Linked DNA regions of Homo sapiens: region 2 is linked to region 1. A link is a loop called in an ENCODE intact Hi-C map of the cell type or tissue named here. Cell type or tissue: heart right ventricle. All regions are shown on one strand. Links, peaks and the distances in the headings refer to the core of each region. The heading gives the core; the rest is flanking DNA.

Region 1 (16,452 bases), core at 5,245-13,244:
GTTTTCTAACATGGTGATTGGACTATTTAGAATGTACTTTCATCTTTAGTGGGAAGAGATACGCTAAAATACTTGAGATTCCAAAGTATACTCATAGGAATTGAGAAGAGGGAGGAATTAATACACTTGACATTTTGCAAAATATAAAATTGAGAATGAAGACGATTTATGATAACTCATAGCAAATGCTATTTAAATCCAGCATTCCATTCAAGCCCAGCTAATAAGCAGCCCTGTGCCAGAGGATATGTGATAGAAAACATATTTGTCTGGATTAATTTTAATCCCAGTTCCACCACTATCTAAATGACCTTAGCAGCTAATAACATGGAACATTTATCAAGCCTCCAGTATGGGCCAGTCACTGAACAAAGTGCTTATTTATGAAACATATTTATTCTCACAACCTACAAAGTGGAGATTATTATAATCCCCATTCTACAAAAAAATAAAAAATAAAAAGGAGGCCTAGGAAAATTATATAACTTCTCCACCATTATGAAGCTGTAAGTGGCAAGGTCAAAAAATTTTAACTTTAAATTAAAATATAACATGTATAGAGAAAAATGTGCATACTTTCAATGTACAGTTTGGTGAGTTGTCACAAAGTGAATACACTCGTGTAACCACTCATGTAACCCCAGAAGCTGTGCTCACGGCCCTTTCCACAACTACCCATCACTCCTTCCCAAAGGTAACCATTATCCTGGCTTCTAACACCACATCTTGGTTTCGCCAATTTTTAAGCTTTCATGCAAATGAGAATCATACAAAATGTGGCCTTTTGTGTCTGGCTTCTTCTACTTATGGAATGGATTCTTATGTGTGGTGTAAGGTAGTGACCAGGTTTCATTGTATTTTACCCATCACCGTTTGTTGAAAAGCCATCCTGTCTCCCGCTGCTCTGCTGTGGTGCTTTTGACACCAATCAAGTGTTCCTGTATGTGTGGGTCTTGTGGACTTTCTGTTTTGTTCTGATCATCTATTTGCCTCTCCTGTGTCAATACCACCTTGAAGTCTTTCCGAAGGCTTGGCATCCAGTTGAGAAATCCTTTCAATTTTGTTCTTTTTCAAAAATTGCTTGGTTATTTGAGACCTTTTGCATTATCATATAACTTTTAGAATCAACTTTGCATTTTTGCAAAATACCTACTGGATTTTTATTGAGATTGCATTGCATTGGAATAGATCAATTTGAGAACTGACATCTTGAGATAATTGAACTTTTAGTCCACAAACATCTCTCCATTTATTTAGGTCTTCTTTTATATTTTTATTATTTATTTACTTAGAGACAGAGTCTTACTCTGTTGCCCAGGCTGGAGTGCAGTGGCAATATCTCAGTTCACTGCAACCTCTACCTCTTGGGTTCAAGAGATTCTCGTGCCTCAGCCTCCTGAGTAGCTAGGATTACAGGGGTTCACCACCACGCCCAGCTAATTTTTGTATTTTCAGTAGAGAGAGGGTTTCCCCATGTTGGCCAGTCTGGTCTCGAATTCCCGACCTCAGGTGATCTGCCCGCTTTGGCCTCCCAAAGTGCTGGGATTACAGGCGTGAGCCACCCTGCAGGCTTTCTTTTATATTTTTAATAATGTTTTGTCGTTTTCAGCATAGAATTCTTGAAGATGTTTGTTAGATTTATTTCTAACAAAATTATTTGTTAGGTAAGATGTTTAAGTTTTATCTTTTAAAATGTAATTCATAATTGTAGTTTTATACAACTGATTTTTGTTAATTGGCTGTTTCCAACAACTTTGCTAAATTCACTTTTTTTTTTTTTAGATGGAGTCTCGCTCTGTCACCCAGGCTGGAGTGCAGTGGCGCAATCTCGGCTCACTGCAACCTCTGCCTCCTGGGTTCAAGCAATTCTCATGTCTCAGCCTCCTGAGTAGCTGGGATTACAGATGCCCACCACCAAATCTGGCTTATTTTTGTATTTTTAGTACAGATGGGGTTTCACCATGTTGCCCAGGCTGGTCTCAAACTCCTGACCTCAGGTGATCCACCCGCTTTGGCCTCCCGAAGTGCTGGGATTACAGGTGTGAGCCACTGCTCCCAGCCTAAATTCACTTATTAAATCTAATAGTTTATCTGTCTCTGTCTTATTCTGTTCTTAGAAGAAACATTTACAAAAATTCACCTTTATACACGTGCTGTGGATTTTAAAAATAAATACATTTTTATTGGATTAAGGAAGTTCCCTTCTATTACCAGTGCTAAGAATTGTTTTATTAATGCATGTTGCATTTTATCACATGCTGTTCCCACATTTATTGAGAAAACTGTGTTTTTCTTCTTTATTCCATTAATGTGGTAAAGAATTATTCAATGATGCTGGGCGCTGTGACTCCCACCTGTAATCCCGGCACTTTGAGAGGCCAAGGCAGGTGGATCACGTGGTCTGAAGTTCAAGACCAGCCTGGCCAAGATGGTGAAACCCTGTCTCTACTCAAAACACAAAAATTAGCCGGGCGGGGTGGCAGGCGCCTGTAATCCCAGCTACTTGAGAGGCTGAGGCAGGAGAATTGCTTAAACCCGGGCGACAGAGGTTGCAGTGAGCCAAGGCCTCACCACTGCACTGCAGCCTAGGCAACAGAGTGAGACTCTGCCTCAAAAAACAAAAGAAAAAGAAAATAGAACTATTCAATGATGAATCAACTTTGCTTTCCTGGAATAAATCCAATTTGGTTGTGATGTATTCTGTTTTTTACATAATACTTTATTTTGGTTTGCTAATATTTTACTTAGGATCTTTGCATTTATCTCTTTGAATTAAATGGGTCTCTAATTTTCCTTTCTTGTAATGTTTTTATCAAATTTGGGAATCAGGTTCTTCTGGTGTCATAGAAATCTTGAGGAATCTTTTCTCTGTTTTCTAAGAGTTATGTAAAATTGATGATATTTCTTTCATAAATGTTTAGTAGCATTCACTTAAGAAGCCATCTGGATCTGGATTATTCTTTATGGGAAGGTTTTTATTTTTTTATTTTATTTTATTTTTTTGAGATGGAGTCTCGCTCTGTCACCCAGGCTGGAGTGCAGTGGCACGATCTTGGCTCACTGCAACCTTTGCCTCCTGGGTTCAAGTGATTCTTCTGCCTCAGCCTCCTGAGTAGCTGGGACTACAGGTGCGCACCACCACACCGAGCTAATTTTTGTATTTTTAGTTGAGATGGGGCTTCTCCACATTGGCCAGGCTGGTTTCGAACTCCTGACCTCGTGATCCACCTGCCTCAGCCTCCCAAAGTGCTGGGATTATAGGCGTGAGCCACTGCGCCTGGCCATGGGAAGGTTTTTAAATGCTGTATTTAATTATTAAGATTTTCTATTTATTCTTGTGTCCATTCTGGTAACTTTTACTTTTCTAGGAATTTATACATTTCATCAAAACTTCCAAATTTACTGGCATAAAGTTGCTAATAATGTCCTCTTATTTTTTTTAATTTTAATTTTTTTTCTTTTTTTGAGATGGAGTCTTGCTCTGTCGCCCAGGCTGGAATGCAGTGGCATGATCTCGGCTCACTGCAAGCTCCACCTCCCGGGTTCAGGCCATTCTCCTGCCTCAGTCTCCCAAGTAGCTGAGACTATAGGCGCCCACCACCACGCCCACCTAATTTTTTGTATTTTTAGTAGAGACGGGGTTTCACTGTGTTAGCCAGGATGGTCTCGATCTCCTGACCTCGTGATCCGCCCGCCTCAGCCTCCCAAAGTGCTGGGATTACAGGCGTGAGCCACCACACCCGGCCAATGTCCTCTTATTTTTTAAAAAAATGCCTTTAAAATATTTCTAGCAATCATCGTTTTCATTCCAGATACAGTTATTTGTGCTACCTCTGTTCTTTTTTATCAGCCTATCAGGAATTTATCAATTAGTGTTTCCAAATAACCAATTTTGGTTTTGTTCATCCTCTATTGTAAATTTGTTTTGTATTTAATGAAGATTTACTCATCTCTTTACTATTTATTTTCTTCTACTTTCTTTGGATTTAATTTGTAGTTCTTTTTCTAACTTCTTTTTTTTGAGATGGGGTCTCGCTCTTGTCACCCAGCTGGAGTGCAGTGGTGCGATCTTGGCTCATTGCAACCTCCACCTCCAGGGTTCAAGTGATTCTTCTGCCTCAGCCTCCCAAGTAGCTGGGATTACAGGTGCCTGCCACAACATTCGGCAATTTTTTATTTATTTATTTATTTATTTTGAGACGGAGTTTCGTTCTTGCTGCCCAGGCTGGAGTGCAGTGGCACAATCTCAGCTCACTGCAACCTCCGCCTCCCAGATTCAAGCAATTCTCATGCCTCAGCCTCCCAAGTAGCTGAGATTACAGGTGCTTGCCACCACATCCAGACTCTAACTTCTTAGATTATTTATTTTTAGCCTTTTTTCAATATATCTCCATGTAAGCATAAGTTCGGTTATACCTCACAAATTTATATTTTGAATATTTACATTTTAATTCAGTTCAAAATACATTCTAATTTCCACTGTCATTTTATCTTTAACCTGTGGTTTGTCTAGAAGTGTATTTTTAAATTTCCAGAAACACATTGGAATTTTCCAGTCATCTTTTTGTTATTTCCTAGCTTAATAATAAAAGAATATAGTCTGTGTGATTTAAATTCTTTGACATTTTAAAATACTTGTTTTATGACTCAGTGTATGATTACATTCTATAGGAAGGTCTGTATGCACTTGAACTCAATGAGTATCTGCAGCTCTTAGGGTACAACATTCTAGGTCATCTAGATCAAGTTTGTTAAACACGTTTTTCAAATCACCTATATCTGTTCTGATGTTCACCTATGTATTCTGTCACTTACTAAAAGATTTGTTAAATTGTCCTACTCTAATTATGAATTTGTTGATTTCTCTTTATAGTCTGTCCATGTTTGCTTCATATAATTTGAAGCTATGTTATTAAGGAGCACACATTTTTAAATTATTACATCTTCCTGCTGAATTGAATATTTGGTCATTATGATGCCCCTCTTTAACTCTAACAATTCTGGACTTACCGTCTACTTTGTCTGATATTAGTACGATAGCTTGAGGTTGAACAATTTCTTTCAGTTCCTATTTGGCTGTTAGTACCGTCTACTTTGTCTGATATTAGTACGATAGCTTGAGGTTGAACAATTTCTTTCGGTTCCTATTTGGCTGAGGGTTTTTGTCATAAATGGAAGCTGAATTTTGTCACATACTTTTCCTGCATTTATTGAGATGATCATAGAGTTTTTTTCCTTTTGTCTGTGGATATGAATTATGTCAACTGTCTTTTCCAGGCATGTTGTTTATTCATTCATTCATCTGGCCATTATCTGTGAGCAGTCATTGCCACCGGGCACTGTGTTGGATGTTGGAGGTGCAGTTCTGACTGTGGGGAAGGTCCCTGCCTTTGTAGAGCTGAGTCTCAGTCTACCTCTTGGGTTCTAAGGTGAGATTGCCAGGGGTCACTGGCTCTGAGATTGCCAGGGGTCATATTACTTCTGGTTTGAGGAGTGTGCTGCCCCCATGGACCTGAATCTTGCAGTTCTCTTGAACTTCCCTGGGAGAATGTGTTAAGCCCCAGGTACTCCCAGAAATGAGGCAAATCAGGAGGTCTTGGCTGGGGAAACTGAGAGCTAGCCTTGCAGCTACTACTGATAAGTTAAATTTTAACTCTGGGCTGTGATGTAATCCCTGAGGGACACAGCATCTTGTCCCTGGCTTGTCATGGCTAGAGAGTGGAGCTTATAGCCCTGGTATTCACGACTTTCTTCCCCACCCAAGAGGGAGGGGAACTAGAGCTCTTCAAAGATGTTAAAAATTAAAAACAATAACCCCACCATACTTTCTCATTAAAAAAAGAGTCACATCAAATTAGAGAAATAATACTATTAGCCAGGTGTGGTGGCACCAGCCTGCAGTCCCAGCTACTTGGGGGACTGAGGCAGGAGGACAGCTTGAGTGCAGGAGTTCAAGGCTGCAGTGAGTTGTGATCACACTGCACTTTTCAGCCTAGGCGACAGAGTGAGAGCTTGTCTCAAAAAAGAAAAAGAGAGAGAGAGAGAGAGACAGAAAGAAAGAAAGAGAGAAAGAAAGAAAGAAAGAAAGAGAGAAAGAAAGAAAGAAGGAAAGAAAGAAAGAAAGAGAGAAAGAAAGAGAGAAAGAGGAAAGAAAGAGAGCGAAAGAGAAAGAAAGAGGAAGAAAAGGAAGAGAAAGAAAGAGAGAGAGAGAGGCAGGGAGGGAGGAAGGAAAAAAGAGAACAATATCAAAAAGATGTGTTGCACCAGTCCTGGAGCTGTTGACCATAACACCCACTCTGAGGCCTCTTTTCTTAGCCTTGAAACCCCCACCGTCTCTCACCCACGTTGCTGCAACACCTTTGTAGCTGGCTTCCTGCCCCTGGTCTTCCTTCCCGCTAATTCATCCTCTCCAAACTGAGCCAGGGGCTCATCCTGAACTAAAATCTAGCCATAAAACTCCTCCACTTCAAATTTCCCACTGGCATCTCAGAACCTTCAGGATGAGCCTCAAACTCCAAGCACGATGAGTACCAGGCCTCCACGGCCCAGCTCCTGCCCCTGCCCCCACCCAGCCTCCTCTCCCCCATATCCGCCTGACCGTCTGCACCCTGCCACATGAGCCAGTGTGCCAGGACCTCATGCCCCTGCGTCTGCCCACACTGTCGTGTGCCCACCACCTGCATCTTGGTGGGCTTGACTTCCCAGCAGTGACTCTGTGCAACTGCCAGTTGAGTAGTCATTGAAACGAAGCCCAACCCTTCTTCCCACCTCACGCCCACCACAGTCACCTGACTACTGGATTCAGGCTCGGGTTGACCACATACTTACTGAGCGCTAAGACCCTGGCTAGAACCCTCCACACACATCATGTGGATCGGTGACGTTCGGAGCTGCGCGGTGCCAGAGCAGGGTCTCAGAACTAGAGCAGCTCAAGCAACCCAGGCTCCGCTGGCTTCCTCCTGACGGGATGCTTGGCTCCTGCTGTGGAGCTGCAGAAGTGCGCGGCTACCCAGCAGGCGGGGCTCCTGACCTGCCAGCACTCTTGGCAGTTCTCTGTGACCCTGAAGTCCTCCTTTGTGAGAGTTGGAGGTCTGCCCCTCCAACTCAGGGCATGTAGTCCAAACCCTGAACCATCTCCTTAAATCTCTCATTCCTGCTCTGGTGTGCACAGAACTAACACTTGCTGAAAGCAGGCCTCCTCATGGGAGAATTCACACTCATGCTCCAAACCTTCAGCTATACATTGAAAACCAATGGTGCAGAGTCCCACAGCAGCAGGAGAAAAGGATGCACTGGAGGCTTGGTGGTACATACAAATTTGTACAGCAAGTCGGTATGAATAATGATATAGTGGAATATGATGATTCTTGAGCCTTCTAAAGAAAATAATACTAGCCAGGCACAGTGGCTAACGCCTGTAATCCCAGCACATTGGGAGGCTGAGGTGGGCAGATTACCTGAGGTCAGGAGTTCGAGACCAGCCTGGCCAACATGGTGAAACCCCGTTTCTACTAAAAATACAAAAATTAGCTGGGCATGGTGGCGCATGCCTGTAATCCCAGCTACTCGAGAGGCTGAGGCAAGAGAATTGCTTGAGCCCGGGAGGCGGAGGTTGCAATGAGCTGAGATTGTGCCACTGCACTCCAGCCTGGCCAACAGAGTGAGACCCTGTCTCAAAAAATAATAGTAATAATAATATATGTTCTTCTCTTGCTTCTCAAACGAAGGTACCTATGTGCCCTGCGGATTTGGGGAGCCAGGCCAGAGAGTGGATGTGTATCTTCCTGAGGGGTTAACTTCACTCAAAGATTTGAGGTGAAACCAGTACCTTAACTGGTCAGTCGGTGACTGAAAACAGTCCTTCTATAGAATAGCAAACATGGGTACGTTCAAGAGTAGGATGCAGACTCTGCACAGATCCTAAAGCTACGTTGGGAAACGTCAGAGAAACGCAGCTGCTTTGGGAACTTGGATATCCTTCTCTGCAGTTAGGGGAGTGGGGCAGGAAGGACGCTGGCGCTGGCCGGTGCCGTGTGCACAGCTCTCCCCGAGCCTCTGGTGGATGGAGACAGGTGGGCCCGTAGGTGGAACTGCCCATTCCCCGAGAATGAACACTTCTGCCTGTTATTCTTGTCATTCATGCCTTTTTAAACTCTGCAGGCTGAAACCATGCAAGTAGACAGAATCCAGCCCACGCCTGTAGCCCTAATGCTGCCCTGACGTGGTCTGGATTTGGGTTTGGGAAGCGCCAGTGCCCCTGCCCCCGGGTCCTCCACATACACACACACCACCACCCCTGCCACCACCCCTGCCACCACCCCTGCCACCACCCTGCCCCTGTCGGGCTGACAGCTGAGAGATCGGGAAGTGCTCCCTGCGGCCGCCCAGGCCTGCTTGATATTCCGGAGAGGGCGGCAGCAGCGTTCAGAATCCTTAGATGAACCTGCCTGGCGGCGCCGGAGGCCGGAGGGCGCTTGGCAGAACCGCCAGGAAGCGAAATAACAAACAGTCTCCAAAAAGCCCACAGCTCATTGAGCCCGGGAAGCGCATGGCCTCTGCTGCCCCCACCCTGTGGAGAAGCTCAAGGGGCAAGAAAGAGGAGGAAGCTGATGGGGGGCGGGGCACGCATCTCCTAAGCAGGCCCGCCCCGTCCAGAGGGGCCTGAGGGGCCCAGCCAGCCCCACAGGAGGCCCGACCAGGGCCTCAGAACCACCCCGGGGCCTGCTTGCTGGTTGGGCAGGGCCCACCCTCACGGTGCCAGTAGCTCTGCGCGATGATAAAGGGGTGCTCAGGCCTCAGGGTCAGATCCCTAGAGAGTGACCTCTGAAGTGAGGGAGGGGAGGAGAAGGAACTCAGAAGGAAGTGGCAGAGAGGCCAGACACACTGCTGGTCTCCCCCATTTCCTGGGAGACTCGCCTTGTGGGAACAGAGCAAATCAGGTTAACATCGCCAAGGGAGGGGATCAGAGAGGTGTCTGGGCCAGGGCCTCTCCACACTGAGGAATCAGCTGCGGCCCGCAGAGAGGCAGGGTTTTCCCTTGGTGGCACAGGCAGACACATACCCGGCCCCACAGTGGTCTCCTCCATCTGGGGTCCCATCAGAGCCATCGCTCCCTCCTGGAGTTCCGCTCAGTGGCCTGCCCCAGGGGGCCCCCGCACAGCCACAGGGCTGTGGGAAGGGAATGGTCCAGGCAGGCCGGTCAGGCCGGCTCCCCCAGATCCCTTGGCTCCCCCCAGGAGCTGGCTTCTCACTCCTCACAGACAACAAGGGCGCTATGAGATGTCATCAGAGATGCCACCAAACACCACAGGCAAGGGACCCGTCACTCAGCCCGGGCTGCTGAACGTGCTGAGGCGGCTCTGATATGCCCAGAAAGTGCCCAAGCAGGTGACACTTGGGCCAGGACAGGCACACGGAGATGACCTCCCACTGCCTCCCCAAGGATGACCCTGCTACTCTGACTGAGAGGGTCTTCAGGTCAAGGGCGGGGAGGGTGGCAACAGACACCAAAGCCGAGGGCTCTGAGCAGGCTCAGAAGCCGGGTGTGGAGCGGGAGGGTGGGGGCGCAGTGGCAGGGGCTGCTGCAGGGCCAGCTGTGCCAGCAGGGGTGGGGGCAGGGGCTCAGCGGAGCCGGAGTGCCAGGAGCTAAAGACCACCCACGCCCTCTTCTCGGAGGGCGAGCAGGCCAGGGAGAGCGACTTAAGCCACATGAACTTTCCCATTATCCCTGAAGGAGCGGGGTTCTTGTTGGTATTCTACCTGCACAGCTGCGTGAGACGCAGATATGGAAAACGGCCTTTTGGTGATCAGTCGGAGGGAAGGCCTGGCAGACTCAGTGGGGACTGGGTGGCAGGGAGGCAGGGGGAGCCTGGAAGCCCCCAGGGAGGCTGTGGGACTGGCAGGGCCCCTTCTCCAAGTGCCCAGAAACTTCCCCAACAAGACTTCAGCCTGTCCAGCAGCCCCCGGGGACTGTGTTGCGACTGTGATTACGTGGTCACCATGGTTTGTGGACACCGAAATGTCAAGAATGTCAAGCTCAATGCTCCCTGCTCCACAAGCATCTCCCAGAGCTGTGGGGAGGGTCATGACTGCCACTATTTATAGTACAGTGGCCTGCATGCGTGCCCAGCCCATTCCATCCTCTCCACGTGCACACGTGCGTGTGTGTGTGTCTGTATATCTATGTATTTGTGTATGTGTATATGTATGTGTATGTATGTGATGTATTTGTGTGTGTATGTGTATTTGCGTGTATGTGTATATATGTGTATATGTATATGTGATGTGTGTATTTGTGTGTATGTGTATATATATGTGTATATGTATATGTGATGTGTGTATTTGTGTGTGTGTGTGTGTGTCTGCCCACCCCCAAGACTTGCCTGCAGGGGTTACAATGGCTAGTCCATGCCTTGTAGCCTTATGCCTGTGGAATCATGAACACTCTGGGCCTCTATTCTCTCATCTTTAAAGGATTCTAACCCTTGGTTGTCCAACAATCAAGGAAAATAATAGATGTGCAAGGAAGCTGCCTACCATTACTTTTTAGAAAATAAGGGTGGATGTACATTAATTTACTCATGATTATCCATTCACTCATTCAACAAATGTTCTTTGTACTAGGCACTAAGAAATCAACAGTAGAGAAAAGAGAATTGACATTAGCCCTTGTTCTCAGGAAGTGGACGGTTTAGTAGGAAAGACCTGAATAATAAGCACAGATACACAGTTGTGTTCAGAGTTATAAAGGGCAAGAGCAGTGAGCTCTGTGCACGGGACTAACGGGGCGTGCGAGGAATAAACCACAAACGTGGGGCGGTGGGATGGTGGAACTGTGAGCCCAGGACAACCCTGATGGTGGGTCCAGGAGGCAGGGACTCACCAGAGGATCTGAAGCCTGGAAATCTGTCCACAGGGGGCAAGACATAAGTCTCATTAGTCAGAACAAAACCAGGATCCTGGGAATTTGTCCAAACAGGGATAAGGCCGATGGTAGCTGACAGGTTTCTGGGCACATACACCAGTATCAGGAAAGGCACAGGGAAAAGAGGGACCCAGGGACCGAACAGGCAGCCCTTTGGGGGAGCAGTAGGACCATCACAAGCCAGTTCTTGGAGAAGTACAGTGTCAAGGTCAAAGGAGGATCAGTTGCAAGACTCCCCACTGAGGGTGGGCCCCAAACCTCTGTGTCTGGGCGAGGCTGACCCTCTCCCACATGGCACACCTGCAGCTGACCAGGGGGTCTGTGCTCAGTGCAGGCACCTTCCCTCTCCTCCCCACACCCAGCAGTAGGTCCTTTGCTTTCTTGGCTCTGGCCCCAAGCACAGCCGAGGGCTCTAAAGCTGACCCTGGCGTCCCCACTTTGTGCTTCGTGATGTTGCCGGTCAGAATTTGTATGTAGTCACCTCCCGACCGGCGTGGGCAGTGCTGGCCTCCTGGACTGGAGCGTGGGCCAGATCTCTGGCCCTTCAAGGGCGCTGACACTGAGCAGGGCTGGCCTGGGCCTCCCTATACACCTCTTGTTGAGGACTCAGTGGGTTTCAGAGTCTGGGACAGGGATAGTTTAACAAATGGAGGCTCCGTGGTCCCAGACCGGTGAGAGAATGTGTGTTGAATGAATGGATGAGAACAAAAGCCAGAAGCTTGAAGATATTTAGAAATAAGATCCCCTTTTCCATATAAATGAAACACTTGAAGACCAGATTTTCCAAAGCAGTTGGAATGGCTACCCCCAAAATATCTCCCCCCCAGAGGGACTTCTAAAGGGTTAACTGACACCTGAAGGGAAGGGGCTTAACACCCCTAAAATCACAGAAAACAAATCTGGTCTGGCTCTTGGTATTCTCCTTACATCCTTAAGTAGTTTTAGACACAAAATGTCTTCCTCCCTTAAGTAATTCTAGACACAAAGTGCTTTCCTCATTTAACCCTTGTAATCACACTAGGAGGAGGATGTGATTCGTGTCCATTTTGAAGGGGAGAACACAGATTCAGAGTGGGTGGGTGACTTCTCCACAGGCAGAGCACAGACAGCCACACTTGCAGCTGCTTTAACCAACAAGCCGTGCTCCTGACCTTGGTGTTCGGCTTGGTTGCTTTGCTGTGGGTTGGTTTCGTTTGTGTGACTAAGACTTTTAAATGATTCGGCTCCTTTTGTGTGTTTGTTTTTGATCTTTGCAAGATTCTCTAATGGTTGATCCAGGGCTGCCCCTACACCGTTCTCCTGTCACATGCCCCGTTCCCCTGACATTGACATCAACCAACATAATATGCTGAAGAAGGGTCTTCGGCAGCTGGAAACTGGCCCAGGCATTGCGGTGGGCAGCCAGCAGGCATCTTCTGTCATTAGCCCTCCCTAGGGAAGACAAGTTCAGCAATGGTTCCTGGGAGAGGCTTGGGATAGGAAAAGAAAGGATGTTCCTATAGAGGAAGCAAATGTTCCAAGATACTTCCATTAATTAAGAAAATCTAGGGTAATAATACACAGTCCTCAAAGTCCTAGATTATAAAACCATTGTGTTAGGTTGAAGCAAGTATCACAAAGAAATACAGAAGGTCATTACCAAGACTTTTAGATGGCAAACATACTTAATGGAAACACCTCTTTCTTAACTCTGAAAACGCTTCATGTAGCATTCAGGCTTCCATTTAAAATTAATTGTGTGCATTCTAAGAGCACTTTTAGGACCTTGCAGAGACCCTCTCTGTAGATTACATGATTTGAAACTATAGCTAAGAAAATTTTGTGAAGTGGTGCAACTCTCAGAAATCAAACATGAATATGCATGCCAGGTGTGGTGGCTTACGCCTGTAATCCCAACACTTTGGGAGGTGGGAGAATCACTTGAGCTTAGGACTTGGAGACCAGCCTGGACAACATAGTGAGACCCCATCTCTACTAAAAATAAAAAAATTAGCTGGACATGGTGGTGCACACCTGTGGTCCCAGCTACTAGGGAGGCTGAGATGGGAGGATCACTTGAGCCTAGGAGGTCAAGGTTGCAGTAAGCCATGATCATGCCTCTGCACTCCAGCCTGGGCAACAGAATGAGACCCTGTCTCAAAAAAAATAATAATAAAAATAACTATGCAAAAAATATGACTTTATTTTTCTATATTACTAGCTCCCTCTCCTGGGGCATTCACTACTAATCTCAGTCATATTGGAGTTCCCCTGTCTTCTTTTCTCTGGGGTTCTAGGTAAGTTCCAGGGGCAGGGTGATGGTGGCAAGCATTACATAGTTCTGAGCTTTGGGAAAGGGGACGTCTCATCTTCACCGTCATCTTCACATGCTAGTTTCAACTTGTGTTATTAACAGAAACTTCCGCTGTCCCGCCTGACCTGCAGCCAAGCATCCACACAGTTTGTCCACAAGGCCCTCCCCTGGTCGCTGTCCTCTCAGTTATTCTCAGTGTTACTCTCGGACCCAGGAGCGTGATTCAGCAGCTCCTGCGCGGTGGGAGGTGGACAAAGGCTCAGTCCACTTGGGCATATCATAACATTTCTTCTCCTAGAAGCCATGACTTCTAAGGGTTGGAGCCTCCAAGCTTCTTTGGGATTTGGGACGTCCCTGAGGCACGCAGCCTGGGGAATGGGCTGCGCAGCCTGTTTTCTCTAGAACCTGAGCATGCAAGCACCACTCTTGCATTCTGATTCTCCAACCCCTCGCCTGGGAGGAGGCGAGAAAGGCTTGCCCTTCACCATATCTTCTCATCCCACATTTTCTGTTACATATGTTGCCTATGCCCTGAGTCCTTTCTGTTCCTCTAAACACCTGTGTTTGTTTTGTGTTTTTAGGTGTCATTTATATAGAAGAAAATGCGGCTGGGTGCAGTGGCTCATGCCTGTAATCCCAGCACTTTGGGAGGCCGAGGCGGGCAGATCACTTGAGGTCAGGAGTTCAAGATCAGCCTGGCCAACACAGTGACATTCTGTCTCTACTAAAAATACAAAAATTAGCTGGGCATGGTGGCACGTGCCTGTAATCCTAGCTACTCAAGAGGCTGAGGGAGGAGAATCGCTCAAACCTGGGAGGTGGAGGTTGCAGTGAGTTGAGATTGTGCCACTGTACTCCAGCCTGGGCAACAGAGTGAGACTCTATCTCAAAAAAAGAAAATGCACAGATCTTAAGCACTCAGTTTGAACAATATACAGAGCATCTCCCTCAACCCAGAAGGTTCCCCATGAAAGGGCCTAGACTTTTGAAAACCAAAAAAGTCCCCCCCTTATTTTCCTCTACCCTGCTCTGCTCATTCCCTTTGGGGAGGTAATGATCACACTCTGGCCTACCTGCAGCTCCTAACGGTGCCAAGTACATAGAGAAATGCCAAGGGCAAGGGGCAACCGTGAGATCGCATCTTAAACAGTATCCTCACATGAATCTCCCAATAACAAAGAATTATCCTCGTGACATTCACTCAGTACATTATAGTCCACTGAGCGCTCTCACTCTGTTCGTCTCATTTAACCTTACAATGTATTATTCTCACAATGTATTGTATTTGTATCCTTACAATGACCCATGTACAAATTATCATGCCATTTGGCAGATGAGAAAACTGAGGCCCAGAGTGAAGAGGTAATTTTCCAATGCTCCACAGGTGATACATGTCAGAGATGAGACAGGATCCAGATTCATGCCACTCCGTTTGTTTCCAGAGAATCTAATCATTACCAGCCTTCAGAGGGCAGAACAGAAAGACAGTCACTGATGCAGAGGATCTGAAGGGCTCCCAAGCCCTCCTCTTACCCAGCGCCACTCAAATTCCCCAGGACGGGGCTGCCTCCTTTCACTCCCCACTAGTTCTTACTTGGTGTTAAGCCATCAAAGACCTCGATGAATTGCCCCTGTAGAGGGTACCATGAAGACAGGGCCTAGCAAGTTTACTTCAAGGAGAAAAAGTGCCGGAAATGAAACAGATTAAGACAGTGGCCCACAGCACGGCAGGGGCTGACCTCCCGGGCCGCATCCAGACATTCTCACTTACAAGCAGTGTGATTCTGGGTAATTAACCAAACCTCTTTAGGCCTCTGTTTTCTCACATGTAAAGAAAAGATAATCACAGAATCTCCCTCAGAAGGGTTCTTATGAGACTTCCATGATATCATGCAGGTAAAATATCTCCCTGCCTGATTTGGAGTAAGCATCCATAGATGCTAGCTAATATCATTATCGAAAGGAGGCTGTGAAAACACGGACACTAATATTTCACTAGTGTGTCATTGACGCTGCAGCAAGACTACATTACCGTTTTGAAGTTAAATAAAACATAGAGATAAATCTCTGAGTTTAACATGTTTTATTTGGGAAGCAACAACTGCAGTTCGGGGGATAGACACAGAACGGTGGCCTCTCGTATGTCCAAAGAACAGAGAAGTTTGGAGGTTTTATGAAGAGGAGAAATGCTGTGTATTGTTTTGAAATAAAGTTCCTTGGCACTAGTAAGGTTTTGGGGATGCTGGCGAACACTGATTTGTGGGTGATGGTGTTAGATTTCAGCAGGTTGTTCCAGTGGCTGTTAGATAAAACTGGTTTCAGGTTACACCTGGCAGTTCCAGCAGCCAGGTCTGCAGAGAATCGTATGCTTGAAGGAACGTCTTGTGCCTCAAGCGCTTTACCCGCAACCTCTGGACTCTGTTTTAGTTGAGTGTGACAAGAAAGACCCAAGGCGTATGAAGCTTTGACCCTGTTTTGTAAACTCCCTTTGATGCGGTCAGAGTTCATTTGGGGAAACTTCTGGGAATAGTCAACACGGCCGGTTGGAAACGGAGGTGGAATTCAGTGGTTACAGCAGAAGCCTGCACTCTATCGTCCAGTGAGAGCAGCCCAGGGATGGGCACTCATGAAGGAGAGTGATGCTGCCCACAGGAAGCAGGCCAGTGCTGAGCAGAGAGAACCACAAGAAAAGCAGACAGGTCTGCCCGCGTTTGAGCTGGTATCACTTGCCCAGCAGGCAGGCATGGGGTGACACATGACTGGGCGAGCCACTCGCTGGGTGGGGCATTCACACAGGTCAGCTCAAACCAGATGGAGCCTGGGACTGTGACCAAGGAGCGAGTGAAGGTCAAAGCCACACATGGGGCTGAGGGGCCAGGTGGCCGCCTTATGAGATCGAAGGCGGGAAGCTTTGGAACAGGGCAAAAAGGGGAGCCCAGGGTGAGGGGAGAGGGCCGAGCAGCTCGGATCTCTGATGGTGAGCTGTGCAGAGATGGGGAAGCGCCTCTTTTCCTCTTTCATGTGGGTGTCAGGGGGGGTCCAGGCCTGAGGGAGCCAAGCTGGAGGGTGCAGGGTTTCGCGTCTGCCTCGGAACTGGATGTTTGAAAGCAAAGGTGAACGGCCCAGCAGGCCCGCTGGGGCACTGGGAGAACTGGTTTTTGCCATTTTAGGAATTGTTTGGCTTTGGCTTTTTTTCTCACTAAGAAATTGGAATCTGAAAGAGCCTTTCAGCTTA
Region 2 (8,000 bases), core at 1-8,000, 220 kb before region 1:
GCACCATGTTCTTTTTAATCATATATTTGAAGTGTCCTATAAACAATAATATATAAGTGAGGCATAATATTTTCCTTCCATTTTTTTTCTTTCTTGGTTCACCAGAACCTACTCTGTGTATATGTCTCTAGAATTTTTAAAAAATAGAGACAGGGTCTCCCTGTGTCACTGCCCAGGCTGGAGTGGCAGGATTATAGCTCACTGCAGCCTTGAACTCTTGGGCTCAAGCAATCCTCCTGTCTCAGCCTCCTGAGTAGCTGGGACTGCAGGTGCACATCATCATGCCTATTTTTTTTTTTTTTTTTTTGTAGAGATGGGGGTCCCACTATGTTGCCAAGGTGGTCTCGAACTCCTGGCCTCAGGCCATCTTCCCACCTTGGCCTCCCTAAGTGCTGGCATTTCAGGCAAGAGCTACCGCACCCGACCCAGAATTTGTTTTCTAATCCTTTTCACCACAATGCTCAATTAGTTATTTTTGCTTTATGTACATGCTTAAGCTGCAAAAAAAATTTCTGCCTCAAATAAGCCCTTTTCCAATCAACTGGAAAATTGTTCATGCTATTTGTATCATGACCAAAGAAAAAACAAACAAATCCATCAAAGCCCAGCAAAATAATATACCTATACAGACATGTATCCTTAAATTGTTTTATTGTTTATTAGTGCTTTTTAGTACATCAAACAAAATCCTTTAAAAATTACACTTTGGGGGAAAAGAATAAACAAGATTTACTCCTCTGTCAGGTTTAATGAGGTCAGCCGCCTTTGTTCAATTCACATAAATATGAGCCTCTAAGGTAAGCCTGCTAGCATAGTAACATATTCAACAGAATTAAAAATCTATTAACCGCATGGGCAGCATACCCATAGAAATGGCTGCTGGGGAACTCCTTCCCTCCCTCATGGTTGCCAACACTTCTGATTTGTTCATGTATTCATCCTCTCCATCTTTTTTAGCCTACTGTGATCTAAGAGCAATGAAACTCCTAACCAACTTCACAAGTGACAACAAGATTGGCCCAGGGTATGGTCAACAGCAACGAAACAAGAAGAGAACTGGGGATATCAAACTGCAGGAGTCCACCTTCCATGTTCCCCTGCCCCCCAGTCTCCCACCACAGACCCTGCCTAATCTTTACCTCAGGTAATGTAAATCCTGAGAGAGCTTCCAAGTTGTCATTATATAGAGATATTCCAAATAACTGACCATTAACATCAATTTAAACTTTAATCTGTCCCTACATGGACTAAATGTTTTTCAAACTTGAGTTAAAGGGAAAAAAAGTGCTCAGATCCCAGTAAATCATTTTTTTGAGGTGATAAGGAGAAAAGGGCAGGGCCACAGGGCTGTGGAGATGAGAAGCCTGATTCCCATTTTGAGAAGCCTGAATTAAGGAATTAAATATAGTCTGCCTAGCCACTAGTATCCATGAAATTATAATTTGAAAAATGTACATGTGGATACAAAAATCAGAAAGTAACTGTCCATATGATCCAGAATACATTCATACTATTTTTATAAATTATTAGTAAAATACAAAAACAAAGTTAAAGAATTTTGGAACTCTTGGACTTCCCAAAAAACAGATTTTTGGACCTCCAGAGATCATTAAACTCCAATTTTACAACCAAATGGACAATTACAAAAAGGTGACAGGGGTGGAGATGAACGTGGGCACATGCATGCTGAGCCTCAGCTGGCTTCTCCACTGACAGAGTTGAAACCTGAACCTCAGCGCTGAACCATTACCAGGAACTCAACCATTACTTGTGTTAAGACAGTACAGACATAGTACAAGTATTTATTGCATGGAATAACTTTATTGCCTTACAGCTAAAAATTCTTTAAATTCTTTAAATATAGTTCAATTTCAAATTGTCATTCATATATATTCTAATATGATTATTTCTTTAAGGAAGAATCAGGGAAAAGGAATTAACTCACCTTTGGTTTGTAAATATGTAAAAATGCACAAGATTCATTTTTCAAACCAAATATTGGGGTCGGAGGATCAGAAGTACCCTAAGAATCATTTTAATTGTCATAATTGCAAATAAAAAATTAATGATAAATTTGGTTGATTTTTTTTTTGAGGCAGGGTCTCACTCTGTTACCCAGGCTGGAGTGTAATGGTGCGATCACAGCTCACTGCAGCCTCAACTTCCCTGGCTAAAGCGGTACTCCCACCTCAGACTCCTGAGTAGCTGGGACCACAGGTGTGCAACACCACACCTGGCTAATTAAAAAAATTTTTTTTGAAGAGATGGGGTCTCACCATGTTGCTCAGGCTGGTCTCAAACTTCTGGCTTCAAGTCATCCTCCTTCCTCAGCCTCCCAACATGCTGGGATTACAGGTATGAGCCACGTGCCCGGCCTAATGATAAATCTTGTATATTTTTACATATTTACAGAGATCTTGTGATTTTTCTCAAAAGCCTTATAAATTCAAGGACCTCGTTCTATTGATAAGATTTCCAACAACTAGATGTCCAACCGAATCCAAAAACATGCAGAACTCTCATATTCTATGAATCTAGCGATTCAACCAACAGGTCAGAATTCTTACAAAACCCTAAAAATACCAGGTTTGTTTAGGAAAGTTCTCAGTCTCAATTTAAAGTCAGAATTTAAGTAGTACAGGAATTTAATTCGGTATTATTGATGTCTAAATTTGGCTACAATAAAAATGTTCAATCCTTAAAGAAATCTTAGATTAAAATCCATAAGGTAACATATTTTAATTGGCCATTAACTCACTAGGTTACAGCAACTTTTAATGATGCTATTGTGCACAGCTGTATGATGAAAGACTGAAAATAATGAATCCAGCCCCAAACTGTATTTCACTGTAATCAAAATAAAACCGACAGTAAAATGCTAATCCTTAGAGGCCTAATTATTGGCTGATGTGTTTCTTTGTGCATTCATTCAAATATTTGTTGAGTAACAAATATAAACAAGGCAAGCAGAACACAATCTTAAGAATAAAGGAGTTTATAATCTTGTGGGTGAGATAAAAAGACAATACATATATAAAAGAGGTTTCAATTTATCCAATGAAGCATTCTCTCTACTTTAGTCCAACCTTCAAAACGTGGCCAGAATCATCTTCTTCTGCCACAGGATCAGGCCATCAGCCTGCCTGAAGCCTTTTGTGGCTAATTCAGCAGAGCAGGCAAGGTCCTGTGAAAGCCCATTTCACCTGACCAGGTCCCTCCTTCCCACATGCCCCTGCTAACATCTGCCACGCAAAGCGAGGTACCTCCATGTCTCTTTGCTCATGAGTGCAAAACTAGCCATTTTCCACTTGCTGAAATCACATTCCATCTTTTTGTTTTTGTTTTTGAGACTACCTAGGGGTTATTGCTCAACTCATATTAAAACCTCACTCTGTCGCTCAGGCTGCAGTGCAGGGGTGCAATCATAGCTCATTGCAGCCACAAACTCCTAGGCTCAAGCGGTCCTCTCACCCCAGCCTCTCAAGTAGCTGGGACTACAGGCACATGCCACCAGGCCTAGTTGATTTTTAAAAATCTTTTTGTAGAGAGAGGGGTCTCACTATGTTGCCCAGGCTGGTCTTGAACTCCTGGCCTCAAGTGATCCTCCCACCTTGAACTCCCAAAGTGCAGGGATTATAGGGGTGAGCCACCATAACTGGCCCACATTCAATTAAAGCCACGATTGCATGTTATCTTTTCTCTAAAATTTGTTCTACCTGCCAAGCATAACTGATGACCCCCTATCAATGTGCCAATATCATTTTATTCACTTTGCTGATAAACTACTGATCATATTATACTATGGCTAATGGTCTATTTAACAGGTATCATAACTGTAAGCTGAATACAATCATACTAAATTATAACCATCTGGAGGATAAGAACTATGTCTTATACATACTCGTATCTATCCTGGCTAGCACTGAATCTAGAATATAATATGCATTCAACAAATATCTGTTGTCTTTCATTGATCCATGTATTTTTATTTTGTATTATAATAAAATTGATTCAGTTTTTAGAATATACTTACATATGAGTTGCGAGGGCTGTTTTTTCTACACAGATGACTTAATTTTTCCAATTGGTCTTTATGTATCCTCAAGAGGGCGCACTGATAGCAATCTATCGACAAGGTAAGAAACGCTTCAACCAGACACAGGGAAATCTATTTACATGTTACTTACCTAGCGTCCATGCAAAATAGTATTTGGGTCTGGCAGCCAAAAGAGAGATATACAGATAGATAATCTTTGTTGGCCACGAAGCTGTAGCTTGAAAATGCTCATCAATGTTGTACTCCACAGGTAATGTTGTACAGATGGTCAAGTGAAATAACAAGGACAGCCCACAAACTAAGAGCTTCTGAACAACCGCAGTCTGAAAAGCGCAAGGCGAGACTTCATCAACTTTATCCATGCTCCTTTTAATTCATTCTATGTATTATCGACAGATTAATCTTCCTGAATGGATCATCAGTCCTACAACTCTCCTGGTCAAAATTCAAGAGCTACATTGCACTTGGCATTTAAAGTCTTCCATGGTCTCATGGTATGAACTTTTCCAACTGTATCTATAAGTACTACCTAGGGGTTATTGCTCAACTCATACTAAAATCTCCATTTTGTATTCAGAATTTTCAGGAAATAAAAAAATCTAAAAGCAAGCATAAGTGTATTGGTGTGAATGGAAGTGAATATAAAAAATTAACACTAATTACTTTTGGCAATAAATTTTATATGGATATATATATTTTTTCCATTGTGTCTTTTCTGTATTTTCCAAATTCTAGGCATCTCATGGATGTTATTTTTACAATAAACAATCTATGCATCTCTGTAAATCTGAAAGTTAACACAACTTTGTTCAAGAATAATAAAAACCAAAAGAGCTATACACCTGAGAAGAATAAGAATTTGCATAAAAGACCCTGGTGAAAGGAAGAGGCTATTCTTAGCAATAGTGCGGTAAGGTCGCATCACCAACTCATGGTATTTTGTATTTTTACAACTCATGCTGTTTTTATATTTGTAGAAGGCCAGAATATTTCAACTTCATTTGGTATAAAAGAGATTATATAGGCTAGGAAGAAAAAGAAACAAGCGAAGAGAAGGCTAGATCCAGATGAAGTATGCAACAAAATATCTGGATTTAGAAGTGCTCTATACAGTAACCAAATAGTATTCAAATTAACTGCAGTAATTTATCAATGAAGCTCCACATTTTAACACTTTATATAATAGTGCCAGAAGAAAAGCTCCAAGACAAGAGCCAAAGCATATGCCGGATGCACTGCACTTCTGAGAACAGTATTTTATTATTGGTTGCTCCTGCGAGGTGGAACTCAGTGTTCAAGGACTCCTTGCAGCAGTTGTTATTCTCATTTTCCATTGTCTTTTATCCCTTTCTTTAATAAAATAAGGCTACTCTTTCTTCAGTGCCTCCCAAATATCTTACCTATACATTTGAATTATGAGATTTTAAAATGGTAGAGAAAAAAATTGTAATTATAAATGAAGCAAGGTGAAATAAATGGCCCCATACTTTAATTTTAAAATGAGGCTTATCATTTTAGTAATGTAATAAGAAGTACTGTGGCCACGAGACTATATGGTTCTGAAGTAGGGCAGGGATATGGTGCTGCAACGAAAATGTAAAGAACACGAAAACAGCCTGTATCCTGAGAGGTGATATCCTCAGCCCCCTTCCCCTGCCCAGACCCAGAGTCCCAGCAGTCAAGTTTGTATGCCCTAGGCAGAAAACTGGAGAATCCTTCACCCAAAAAACCAAAGAGCCCCAGAGAAATAGCCTACAGACATCATGACAGAGACTGCCAAGTGTTTCCCAGGAGCCCTCCTCCCCTTCCTGCACAGAAAAGGAAGTTTCTCTTGGGTGCTTGGAAGTCTAGCTAAAGATGACACATCATAGCCTTTGGTGCACCCGAGTGTGGCTATATGATTAGGTTCTGGCCAATAGGATATGAGCAAAAGTAATATGTACAGGGAAGATGGAGCTTGGATCTCTAACACTTTGGGGCCCCCATATTATCAATGCACTGCTTACAGGTGAGCTGTCCCACATATAACATAAAAACAAATTTCCACCTTGTTTAAGTTCCTGTTATTTTGGTCCTTGTTTCAGCAGCCAAACCCATATCCTAACTGATGCAGATAGAGGAGAGAACAGTGGAGAGGTCCCCAACAGAAGAGCCAGTGGGCTCCGTGAGCATCCTCCTTAGGATCCTGAGCATCTATGCACTTCACTGATGCACAAGGAGCTTCCAAATGCCCCTTGAGGGACTTATGACTAACTACCACTATTTGACTTTATAAAGTATATGCACGTGAAATTTAAATAAAATATATTATTAAAATGGTGGGAAAATACATGAAGAATATTTGCCATTATCAACAACCTCTGATTTAGGATGTCTATAACCCAAAAGAGGAAAGTGATATTTTATGATAGTAAAACCCATAAAAACTCAGTGAAGTGATAGAATATATACATTTGTATTATTCTTTGTCAAGTTTGATTTACTACTATCACTTTTATAACATTTGATATTTTCAAGTATTTTACAAAGTCATTTGATCTTCATACAGTCTGTAAAATGGGGAAGACATTAAGATTCTCCTTTTGCAGACAAGGACTCATACACATTAAGTGATGTGCCGAAATGATGAGCCAAACTGGTCACTGACAGTCCAGCATCTTGACTCCTAGGCTTTTATTCTCCTTCCAGCATTCCCGAATAAACTTCTAAGAAGCTGTCTACAATTGTCTTTACCTTCTCTTACAGCAGGGAGACCACTAAAAGATTAAGTGGTCATCCTGGAGATACAAAACAGTCAGTGAAGAGACACCAATTTCAAGTCTGGAATCCCACTCAGTTTGATATGACATTTCTCAACACTTAACCAGTAATAGAAAATATGAAGACAAAACACCTTTTTGGTATAAAATACAATGAGCGACATGGTAGGAAAGAGGTAATATACTATCTTTTGCAAGTGCAGGTACATTTCTACATTGACTCTTTGTTGCCCACACAGTGGAGGGTGGTAGATTTGCAGGAGAAAGAAGGTGACCCCTTGCTCTAAGCCCTACATTCACAGAAAACACACCAGCCCCTTTCCTTCATCTCACAGACTTCCTGATTGGCCTATTCTTTTTCATGGAAACTTTATAGATTTTACCAGATGAAATCTAACAGAAACTTAGCCTATACAGAGCCTCACTGCCTTTCTTTATGAAGCAGCATCCCAGCAATTTCAAGTGCCCCAGTGGCTTAAAGAAAATAAACATTATGTTTGGTTGTAAGGCAACTTAGCATAGACTTGAAACCAGATTGCACTGGTTTGAATTCCAGTTCTACTGCCAACCTGGGGAATCTTGGTCAAATCACTTAGCCTCTGAGTCTCAGTTTCCTCAATGGTGAGAAAAACAGTGTCTACCTTGTATGAATGCTGTGAAGGCTGAAAGAGTAACTACGTGTGAGGTGCACACCACAGTGCCTGGCACATGGTGAGCACTGTCAAAGTGTTAGCTATTATTAATATCTTTATCATATTACTAATCTCTTCATTGTGGGAATCAGGAGCTGTTTTGTGGAAAAAGGTGGTATTTGAAGTAGGCTTTTAAAGAGAAGAAAGATTTCAACTTGCAATAATTAAGAAGAGGAGAGGGAAAGCAAAAAAGAAATGGAGGATACAGAGTGTTTACAATCTGCTGGAACACAAGGCATAGGTAAGAAAGAAATAAGAAAGAAAGAAAAGGAAGGGAAGGAAAGGGGGAAGGGGGAAGGGGGAAGGGAGCCTGGAAAATTGTTAGGCTGGCCAATTCCATGCTAAGAGCTTTCTTGTAAAATCCCCTATAACCATAAAGCATTATTCTCACTGAGGAATTTACCACATAGTTTCTCAAGTGACCTTATTTGTGTTCTTAATCATGACTGTACTTCTACCAGGTGCAGTGTGAAGTTATTTATCTTGAAAAGT

The links. Peaks named below come from ENCODE experiments on the same cell type or tissue, not always from the same donor. Only the 100,000 strongest peaks of a DNase experiment are listed, where the experiment ranks them.
Region 2: it touches region 1 in a loop (2.8-fold over the local background); 8 of 110 quality-filtered maps call a loop at or near these places.

The regions. Positions count from the first base shown.
Region 1 is chr2:9,087,392-9,103,843 of GRCh38, forward strand. LOC105373414 (a long non-coding RNA gene) reads left to right here and starts at 15,193. Exons shown (of 6, transcript NR_187861.1): 1 at 15,193-16,452. In heart right ventricle, for the core only: a CTCF peak has its summit at 8,566; a DNase peak (open chromatin) is centred at 8,500; H3K4me3 peaks cover 809 bases; H3K27ac peaks cover 1,813 bases.
Region 2 is chr2:8,868,921-8,876,920 of GRCh38, forward strand. MBOAT2 (membrane bound glycerophospholipid O-acyltransferase 2) reads right to left here. Exons shown (of 13, transcript NM_138799.4): 8 at 4,188-4,380. Among named protein-coding and RNA genes, the nearest start is that of KIDINS220, 35 kb to the left of the region's middle. In heart right ventricle, for the core only: a CTCF peak has its summit at 4,093 (motif pointing right); no DNase peak of the experiment used is centred there.